2 separate regions of the Homo sapiens genome follow, and region 2 is linked to region 1. The links are chromatin loops, found by intact Hi-C in ENCODE. Cell type or tissue: dorsolateral prefrontal cortex. All regions are shown on one strand. Each heading gives the region's core, and the rest is flanking DNA. Links, peaks and the distances in the headings are about the cores only.

Region 1 (5,367 bases), core at 222-5,221:
GCCCGGTACCTTGGCAGCGCCCTGTCCCCTGGACTTCTCCACAGTGTGGAGCTTCCCCAGCTGCCGCCCTGCTGCAGGTCAGGATAATTCAGAGGCAGCTCCTTCCTCCCTGCCACAGGGGAGAGGCTTGGGACTGGAAACACACACACACACACACACACACACACACACACACACACACACTCAGCTGTCACCCACCACTCACGAGGGGCTGGGCACAGGTCTCCTCTGGGTTCCCACAGCCCTGGCTGCTTCCACTGCAGTGCTCCAGCCCGGTGCTGTTGGCTGCCTCACATACCTACTACTCCACTGGACTGTGAGCTCCTTTAGGAAGAGAACTTGGCTTCATTCTGTCTGCACCCTCATCCTAGCCTGTATACGGTAGGTGCTTAATAAATGTTTCATCATTGGGTGGACAGATAGAACCTGGGAAAAGTAGATGTTTTAGATTGACGAGTGCATTCATTCAGAAAACATTTATTAGGCTCCTGCTGTGTGCCAGGTGTGGCTCTAGGCCAGGAGAAAACAGAAGTGAACAGGGAAGTGCCCTGTCCCCTTCTCACTTGCTCCCCAGGTCCTCACCTTCTCTCAGCAGACCCAGCATCGGACTCCTGGCTGGTCCTCCTACCTCCTTCAGGTTCTTCTTGCAGCTACCAGGGAGACCCGCTGATCACCCAGGCTTCCCTTGGCTTCCCTCTGGCTACAGGGTCAGCACGAATGCTGAAATTAGGTGCTGGTGCCCATCTATGGGCTGTCATTGCTGCCTGGGCACCTTGTTCCCACCTCTGCAGCTTTGCGCCAGCTTCCCCTCACAGCAACCTGCTTGCCTGTCCCAGCGCGTCCGTGCTCTCCCCGGCCTCTGCACCTTCCCATATGCTGTTCCTGACACCTGGCTGTCACATCCTTCTTGGGAGGGGCCTGGATCGCTTGCCTGCTGCAGGCAAAGCCTTCTCTGCTTGTTGCTCCAGGCCCCTCCCTTCCACGCACTGCTCAGCCCCCAGCGATGGCACTAAAATGGAAACTGGATCTGGTTGCTCCCTGCTTCTCACCCTTCGACGCTTCCTGTTACACTGAAAGAGAAACCCCCGCCGGCCTCACTGCCCCCACCTCCACCCCGCTACCACCACCCACGTCTGTGCTCCTGGAAGGAACTCTTCTCCCCGCACCTCAGAGCCTTTGCACACTGTCTGGACCTCTCTTCCCACCCTCTGCCTGGTCAACCTCCTCCCCTTCTGGGACCTGCTTAAAGGCCGATCTTTAATGAGGCCTTCTTTGGCCTTCATCTCCTCCCACTCTGGGTTGGTGGCCTCCTGTTGATCTGTATGATGGTTTGGGTCTTGTCCATTTCTTCTCAAAGGCCAGGGGCCTCAGCATGGGCCACATCATGGAGTCACCCAGAAGCTTTAAACAAGAACCAGTGCAGGAGCCTCAACCCAAACCTATTAACCCTGAGGGCCTGGGCAGCGACATCCTGTCCTGACAGCCACCTGCCTGCACCCAGAGGGCCTTGCTGGCTGCTGCAGCTGTCCCACGTTCTCACGGTCCCATTCAGCTGCCTCTTGTCTTTATCCATTTGGTTCCCACTCAACCAGAATTGCACACTTTGTCAGCTGCTTAAAATCATCATTGGAGTGTGAGAGGGAAAAGAGAAAATGAGAGAGAAAGAAGGCATCAAAGAAACGAAGTGAAAGAAGGTGAATGACAAAGGAAAAGGAGAGGGAATAGGATAGGGAAAGGAAGAGACAGAAATTCAAAGTGAAAGCAGGAAGAGAGAGAAGTCGAAGGAAGAGGAAGGACTAGATAAATAGAAAAAGGGAGAGGCTGGGTAGGCAGCGTGGAGACCACTCCGTAGCGCAGAAGGTAGAAATGGTTACTGGTGGTATATTTTTTGGATTGTTATCATACCCAGGCTGACTTCAATGCAATTCAAAAAATGCTCGCTGAGCATCTACTATGTGGCAGGCCCTGTTCTGGAGCTGGTGACACGGCCACGTATAAACATACCTAGATCCCTGCCTCGAGGAAGTGACATCCAGCGGACACAACCTAGAAGACAACGCTGTACTGAAACATTGCCCATTGTCTAGTTTACCCCTTCATGTCACAACCGATGAAGGCAGTACTCAGAGAGGGTGAGTCACTTGTCCAAGGTCACACAGTAAGTCGACAGGAGCACAGGAGCAGAGCTCAGGTTTCTAAACCTGATCTGGAACTTTCTGCCTCCCTGCCTGCTCTATCAGTCCATCCTACATTTCAACCCTCAAGAAAACATTTGCCTGTAACTTAATCTGGACTCAGCTTTCATGTGCAATTATAAGCAAAAAGAAGAAAATGAGAAATATCAGGATATCCGGGCATAAACATGAATGTGTTAGAGGCCCTTCTGGGCTTTTTTCTATGCCTAGACATTTTCCTATGCATAGACATTGCGAAAGTTCTATTTATACAAAATGTAAATTTTTACTTTGTGAATTTTGCATTTAATGATATAGAAGGATCATTTCTCTACAGGATCTTCTGCAGTGTGGTTTTTATAGCTAACTAATATTCTCTGCTATAAGGGAGAGGAAAAAAGGGAGATAGTTCCAGATCAAATCAATTCCCTCTTATTGGACAGTTGGGTTGTTACGAATTTTTACCAACTATAAGCAGAGCTGAGATAAACATGACTGTACATGACTCTTCTGCACCTCCAATCACTTTTTGGATATATTTGTGGAAGTCAAATGGCTGAGACTCAGGCATAAACCTTTTTTAAAGGCATTTAATACTTACTGCTTGACAGCCCTTCCAAAGGGATATGTTCATTTATACTCCTGATAGCTCAAACACCACACGGCTGCAGGCCCTTTTAACCTTTGACAGATGTACAGAAGAAAACGGGATCCTGAGATTTTTCTCACTGGCGTTATTTTTTAACTAATGGAGCTGTCCATATTTTTTTATTAAGACCACTGGCCATTTTGTACTTCCTTTTACATTATTTGCATGTTCATCCCTTTTGCCTATTTTATTTTTCGACATTATTGACACTGCTTTTTTTTTAAAAGCTCTTGCTTGCTGCTGGAGAGAGAAACAAATGTGTAATACCCTGCTCTGCACAAAAGCAAGCAGTGAGCAAGGCTGCCTGCAATTCACCCAGCAACAAAGAGATTCACGTAGCTGCCACCAGGGGTCACTCTACGCACACTGCCAGGGCATAGAGGCTGGCGGGATCATCCAGTCACTCCTGAAGCCCCTGACGTGGGATCGTGATCTCAGCTCTGGGATGACAGTGGACAAGGACTTTTTAAGAGCCTGGCTTTTCATCTCTCTGCACGAGCATCTCTGGGACCCTCCAGGCCAGGCACAGCCCTGTGCTGCCCTCTGCCGTAGCATCACTGTAGTGTCATGGTTTGCACCTGTGTCTGTCTCCTCTATAAGCTTTTGGAGGGCAAGGTTCATGCCTGGCTCACTGCACCTGGGACATGGCAGGTGCCCAGTGCACACTCATGGGAAAGCATTCAGACCCATCTGCAGATAAACCACGTTTGTCTTGCCAAATATGAATGGTTCTTACTTCCTTTTACCCTGAGCAGAAACCCTGTCCCCAAACTCCTCCCCACATCAGGGTTTGTCCTTGCAGTGGTCCGTTCCTCTGGGGATCAAGGTTCCAAGTAACTTGCTCTAAAACATGTGACCTCGGGAGGAAGCATATGACCCCAGGCAAGTTACGGGAATCCTCCAGACTACAGGTTTGTGGATAGGGCACTGCCCCGGCTACCTTGCAGAGTTCATGAGTTCCTGTTTAGGAAAGTGCTTTGTGAATATGAAGCAAAGGAAACACACTTTTATAATGACTGCCTTTGCCATAGTTCACACCATGGCTCCCAGAGCACATCAGACATAGCCAAGGGGTCACTGCAGGTGGGGCCAAGCCTGTGCCTCCTTTCAGATACTGCTGCTTCCACTTCCTTGGGCAAGTGACTTTACCTCCCTTCCTCAGTGTTCTCCTCTGCAAAATGAGAATCCATAACTCTACCACCTCATAAGCTTGTTGTGGGGAACGCAACACATTACCACGCTGGGCAGGCAATAAGCACTCCAAAAGTTGATGAAAGTCGGCTTTCGTGATGATTTTCTATCTGTGGTACACATCTCTGGGACTAGACCCTCCCCACCATTTCCCCATTTCTATGCCTCACTTCCCAGCATTGCCACTGTGAAGCAGTCCCTTCAGCCAGAAGCTTCCTTTTCCCGTGGGCAGTGGAGCAAATAACTTCACCGATGCCTCAAGGCACTCACTCATCAAGCATTTCACAGCTGGTGGCCAGGGACTGGGAATAGAGCTAAAGTGAACCAGTTTTTGATGATGAGGGGCACACAGCTGAGGGAGTGGGCATCTGGGCACAGTGAACATCAGGGCCACCAGAGGTGGCTCATGTCACCTCGGGGGCACTGAGCTGACGTGAGATCAGGGAAGTCTTCCAGAGAAAGCAACATTCCCAACAAATAAAGAGAAAGTAGCAAGGCTTTCCAACAGCCTGAGTGGGGGTGGGCACTAGAAGCTTCCAGACACAGGCAAGGCTTACAAGGCAGAAGAGCCTGGCACACTCAGGGACCTGCAGCTCAGTGTGACTAAGGTGGCATATGGGGGACTGAGCTTGAAGGAGCAGAACACCGGGGGCCTTGAATGCCGTGGATAGGAGGTTGAACTTGATCCTGAGGCCGTGGGCAGCCATGGTGGGGTGCTTATGGAGGGAGATCCTTTGACAGTCACCACTGTTGTCCAGAGCAAGGTGCTGAAGACCTGCGTGTGGCTCTCGGTCCTCCTGGGTCACTCCCAGTCCTTTGAAGATGCACTGGCAGCCTTGGGCAGTCACACAGCATGCGATGCTCTCTGGACTCTGCGACTTCACAGATGTGCAGAGGCCTGGAAGCCACAGCCATGGCCACTGAGGCTCATGCAATTTCCACCAAGACATGAAGAGCCGCATCTGGCTTTGCAGTTCCTTATCGATGGGTTCTAACACTTTAATTTATAAATTCCAGGCTGCATTCAACCTGAGAGCTGGTGGCTGGCTAGCTCTTCACATTTCCCAGTGGCCCTCTCAGGAGGAATTCTTCCTTTCCAGGCAGCCCTTTTTGACCTCAAGATGCTGTTTGTGGGCCATCAGCTTCCTTCTGAGAGATGGACAGAGACTGGCAGCCTTGTCACATGCTGCAGCCTGGGTCCAGCCCCCACTGCAACACCAGGGTCCTCCCCCAGTGACCCACGGACTCCACAGGGCTCATTTCCTTGCCTTTCCTCTGCCCCTACCTCCTTCACCCAATCTGTTTTGTCATCCTGTGGGGCAGGGTCTTGTCTCACTCCCCAGCCCCTGTACT
Region 2 (5,367 bases), core at 294-5,293, 90 kb after region 1:
TAAAAAAAAAAAAAAAAAAAAAAAAAAAGTCAAGACGTAAATGTACTTTGAAGAAGTTGTGTGGAGCCTTCTTAGAAAATTCACATGACATAATGGGTGAGATCCTTATTCAGGGGCCCACATGCCACACAGCAAGGTGGGGAACACCCAAGCCCACTGCACACCTGCGGAAGACTCCATCTAGACGGCCACTGAGACTTCAAACCCTTCCGTGGCTCCCTGGGGCCCTTGTGGTCAGGCCCCTCCCACCCCGTATCTCTTACAAAGGCCGCCACGCACCGGCACCTCACACAGCGTCCAGCACAAAGAACTTATAACATCCCCTCCAATACTGAGTGAATGAATGAATGAGTGAATACATGCCACCTCAGAGTCCTCTGTGGCTGACCAGAAAAATGCCACCTAAATGGGTGGGGGACCAGCCTGAGGCTGGCACAAGCTGCTGCCCCTCACCTGGACGCCCATGAGCTCCACCATGTCCCCGATCCCGGGCGGGAGCTCTCTCTTTGGACTACTGTGGTGCCGCTCGGCCTCCTTGACCTGAACCAGCTGCTCATCCAAAGCCTCTTTCTGCAGAAGCAGCTTCTGGGTCTGCCCAGCCTGCACGCCAAGTTCCTTCTCCAAGGCCAGAATCACACGGTCTTTCCCTTTGATCTCATCCATCTGAAAAGGAGAAAGAATAAGCAGTCAGCCCTAGGGGCTCATGACCAAGGAAATCTCTCCCCAAATTGGGGCCTTCGGCCCAGGGAAAGGTCAAAGCAGTGTCTCGGGCCTGGGTCAACTGAATTCAGTAAACTCCAGACACAGAGCAAGCACAGCCCGCAGCCCAGGGCTTGTTCCCCGTCACTCCCACAAGACAGAGGAGACAGAGCTAAGGGTTGAAGCACATACATATTCAACCTGACATGCATACTGACATCAGTGTATGCTCCTGTCTCTCTCACTTTAATGAGATACAATAAAACACTGCCGGCCCCCAGCCAGGCCTCTGCAGCTCAGCTTCTTGGCAGAGCTGGCTTCTCTCTCCGTCTCCAGGACCATGTCTCCCTCTCAGTCATTGACCCTCTCCTGCCTGGCCACAACTCCCCAACCCTCACCACCAGACAGCTCCTGCCAAGGTCACCAGTGCTCTCCTGGCCACCGAACCCACCGGACAACGTTGTCCTCCCGCCCTGACTCCGTCACCCACTCCCAGACTCACGACCTCCTGCTCCCTCTCCCCAAGGCCACTTCCCATGGTTTCTATCTTCTTTATAGACTGTCTTGCTCTGGCTCTCATTGAAGCCTGGAGTTTCCAAGGCTCGGGCCTCTTCTCACTCTATATCCTCTCCCAGGCAGCCAGGTCCTCCCCGACGGTATCAACCCCACATATGCAGCAGATCTTAAACACATGCCTCAGCCCTGGCTTCTCTCTGAGCTCCACAATCACAGAACCAGCTGGCTGCCTGACACCTCTGCTTGGATCTCGGAGGGACCACAGCCTCTCCACGTACAAACCTGAACTTAATCTTCAGTTCACCCCCAGCCCTGTCTTGTCCAGCCTTCCTATGGGGGAGTGTCAGAAAGGACACAGGCTCAACACAGTGGGCCGGGTGACAGTGAGGAACCACACCAAAAAAAGTATGCAGAGGAAGTGTCAGCCCCAGGTCATCCACTCTGGCTTTTTCTGGATGCTCCAGTGAAGGCACTGTCCTGGTTGAATAGCAGGCCCCCAAGACCCATGGCCTTCCTGGAACTTCAGAATGGGACCTTATTTGGAAAGAGGGTAACTGCAGGTGCAATTAGTTAAGATGAGGTCATCCTGGAGCAGGGTGGGCCCTTATGACTGGTGTCCTTATGAGAGGAGAAGAGAGACACAGAGGGGAAGGCCGTGTAAGGACGGAGGCAGAGGCTGGAGGGACACAGCCTCAAGCCAAGGAACTCAAGGTCAGCCAGCAACACCAGCATCAGGAAGAGGCTGGGAAAGATCCTCTTCCACAGCCTTAGGGGGAAGTGTGGGCATGCAGACACCTTGATTTCAATCTCCTGGCCTCCAGAACTGTATAGGAACACATTTCTGTCATGTTAAGCCATGAAGTTTGAGATTATTTGTTGCGGCAGCTGCAAGGAAACAGATGCAAAGGCTCCTCCTGCTCAGCTCACTCACGTAGCAAGTTACATTTCAGTGGATTACAATCCAAAGCTCTTACTTCTAAATCATAAACCTTGATTTCAGACACAGACTGCCACAGCAGAGAATTGGGGTGAAGGGCCCTCTTCTGATAGCAGAGAGAAGCAGGCTAAAATCCCGCCCACCCCCCAACCCTGACCATATGACCATGGGCAGGTTGGGCCACCTCTCTGACTCAACTTCTGTCTCTGTAAAATATGGACAATAGGAAGACTTTAGAACCAACTCTGTCTAACTGTTGAGGAGCTTTAGAGCAACCATGAGAAGAATTTGGTACAGTGCCTAGCATATCGCAAGCCTGCCATCAGTGTTCACTGCCACTGTTAATCTCTTCTAGCCCCTAGGTAACACGAGGCTATTTTATTTTAAAAGAAGACCACTAAAAACTGAAAAAAATAACATAGAGATGAGAGAAGAAAGGAAATGGTACTCCTAGATTCCAGACTGAGAGGTTTTCCAGCCACATACCACGGTGCTACAGTTCTGATGTGGAATTTCCATCACTTGCAACCAAAATAATCCTAATTGACATAGAGTTCAGGAAAGAACAAAAAACGTGCCAGAGGTATCACCTCTCTCTTATGTGCTAGTTGTGAGCTAGGTACTAATTTGTACTTAAGAGCTCTCTGAGGCACCTTTCTTTGGAAGACAAAAGGCTGTTTCCATCTGCCAGGATGATATCCTGGCCCCTGCAATGGGTGCTCCATGCAGTTTCTCCTAAGCAGCTGCTGAATGTGCCCACTGCTCCCCCTGGTGATGATCCACCAGCATCTACCTGCTTGGGCCAAATCCCAAATCCCGAGTGTTGCAATTTCCAAATGGGTAGGAGCACTGTCCCTTCCACAGGAGGAATCTTTAAACATGCTGAAAACACCACTGCCAATGTAGATGCCAACCCCAAAGCAAAAATCATTATGCAGAAGGAGTTTATTCATTTAATTCACTCAAGCACGCTTTCATTAACTCAACACATGCTGAGCTGAGCGCTATCAGTGGGTGCTGAGAAACATTAGAGAGCAAAAGAGACCAGCCGCCCTGCCCTAGGGGCTTCTATTCTGCTAGTGGGCGGAGCAGGCAATAAACATAATAAATAAGCAGACATTGTAGTGATTGAGAGTGATTTGTGCTATGAGGGGGAAAAAAAACAATAACAACATCAAAGCAAAGGAAATCGGTAGGGGCAGTGGAGGGTGTTGCAAACCAACAGTTTGTCCATCACGGGTAAGGGAGGGTTCTTGTCTGCCCCTCAGTATCAGCTTTGCAGTGAAGCCCCCGCCACTGCCTTCCACTAGCTCCCCACAAAAGACAGCACCGTCGCGAGCAAGACATCTCCAGGATCCCAAATTCTCCACCTGGAAGAGCACCAATTCCCCCTTGTCCTAGTAAGTGAGACAGAGGGCTTCTGCCCCAGTCATCACAAGAAAGTTTCCTAGAAAATATTCTCAAACAGCAGAGATGGCATCTAGAAACGGACGGAGGGCCAATGCAGAACACATTCCGGAGCCAGCATGAGAGTCCTGAGGCCCCAGAGGTTAAGACACTGGCCACGCTCACGTAGCAAGAGGCAGGCACACTCACAGTTCACTGACTTTACTCCTGGATCACAAGCTGAGCTCTTAGTGATCCTATCTCGCTGCCCTTGGGATGCTGATGAAATCTCAAGCTTCCTGGAACTGCTCACCTGACCATATGGAACATCCCTCAGCTTCCTTCCCGCATCCATTTCCCCTTCTCCCATACGCCCAGTCTCAGCATGTGCAGTAGGAAAGGGGTGGAACGAACATCACTGCAAGTTCCCAGGGCAGTCCCCAATTGGCTCATGCCACCCAAATGTCCCTGTCCCAACAGTAATTGCTTCAGGGATGGATGCACAATCCAATCAGAACCAATGGCCAGAAGTAGGCAGCACCAGGATCCTCCTGTTTTTCTTTAGGAGCTAAGAAAGGGACTCTGGGCTGTGTGGTGTGAGAATGTGGGACCTGGCACAGTGGTGGCATCCCCCCAGCACAGCATGAGAGCCCACAGCCTGGGAATGACACAGCAGGAGGCAGAGCAGAGCCCAAGAACCTGGGATCCTGGATGACATCGTTAGTGCACCTGGAGCTGCACCTACAGCAAATCCCATGACTTCAGTTGGGGGAGCCAACAGACACCCATGGCCTAAGCTGGTTTGATGGAATTTCTGTCACTTGCGACCAAAAGAATCACAATCAACAGAGTTCAGGGAAGAACGACAAACTTGATGTTGGCTATCACTCCTCTCTTAATGCTAGCGTGAGCTAGGTACTCATTTGTACTTAAGAGACACTCTCTGAGTCTTTAAAAGATCCTCAAAGTGGACATCATTTACCCCAAGTTACACACAAACTTGAGGCCCAGAAAGGGGAATGTGCTAACACTCTAGTTAGCAGCAGAACCATGACTCAAGTGCAGATTGTACTCTCCAAGCCCTCCCTGTCCCCTCTGCCCCAAAGGAACAGAGTCCGGTTGTTTCTAAGCAGTCAAGTCCACCAGGAAATGTATCTTAGTGAAAACAAGCCCACTGACCCATGACTGATTTGGTGAGCTCCACTTTATTGCAAAGTTTGGGGGAATCAAAGACTGAAGCAGAGGCCACTACCTCAACATCAATTCTCATTCTTGGTACCTGTAGTGGGATGAATAATGTCCCCCAAAATGTCACATCTACCCCGAAAATCAGAATGTCACCTTACTTCGAAATAGGGCCTTTGCAGATGAAATGAAGATGCAAATTAAGATGAGGTTATACCACGTTAGGGTGGACCCTAAACCCACTGACTGGCATCCTTAAAAGAAGAGGACACCTGTAATCCCAGCACTTTGGGAGGCCGAGGCAGGCGAATCACCTGGGGTCAGGAGTCTGAGACCAACCTGGCCAACATGGTGAAACTCTGTCTCTCCTAAAAATACAAAAATTAGCCAGGTGAGGTGGTGCATGCCTGTAATCCCAGCTATTAGGGAGGCTGAGGCAGGAGAATTGCTTGAACCTGGCAGGCAGAGGTTGCAGTGAGCCGAGGTCACGCCACTGCACTCCAGCCTGGGTGACAGAGTGAGAGTCCATTTCAAAAAAAAAAAGAAGAAAAAGAAGAGGACAAGCTGCAGACATGCAGGGGAGAAGGCCACGTGCAGGCAGAGACTGAAGTGGTGCGACTGCAAGTCAAGAAATGCCGAGGACT

What was found. A loop is a pair of places that touch in the nucleus more often than their neighbours do. Peaks named below come from ENCODE experiments on the same cell type or tissue, not always from the same donor. Only the 100,000 strongest peaks of a DNase experiment are listed, where the experiment ranks them.
Region 2: it touches region 1 in a loop (4-fold over the local background); 50 of 110 quality-filtered maps call a loop at or near these places.

The regions. Positions count from the first base shown.
Region 1 is chr4:5,995,336-6,000,702 of GRCh38, forward strand. All of the region lies in intron 3 of C4orf50 (chromosome 4 open reading frame 50), which reads right to left. Among named protein-coding and RNA genes, the nearest start is that of C4orf50, 20 kb to the right of the region's middle. In dorsolateral prefrontal cortex, for the core only: CTCF peaks have their summits at 3,182 (motif pointing right) and 3,383 (motif pointing left); a DNase peak (open chromatin) is centred at 3,176; H3K4me3 peaks cover 478 bases.
Region 2 is chr4:6,084,967-6,090,333 of GRCh38, forward strand. JAKMIP1 (janus kinase and microtubule interacting protein 1) reads right to left here. Exons shown (of 21, transcript NM_001099433.2): 4 at 454-663. Among named protein-coding and RNA genes, the nearest start is that of C4orf50, 69 kb to the left of the region's middle. RefSeq lists enhancers at 768-1,641, 2,971-3,473. In dorsolateral prefrontal cortex, for the core only: CTCF peaks have their summits at 2,930 (motif pointing left) and 3,131; a DNase peak (open chromatin) is centred at 2,915; H3K27ac peaks cover 2,036 bases.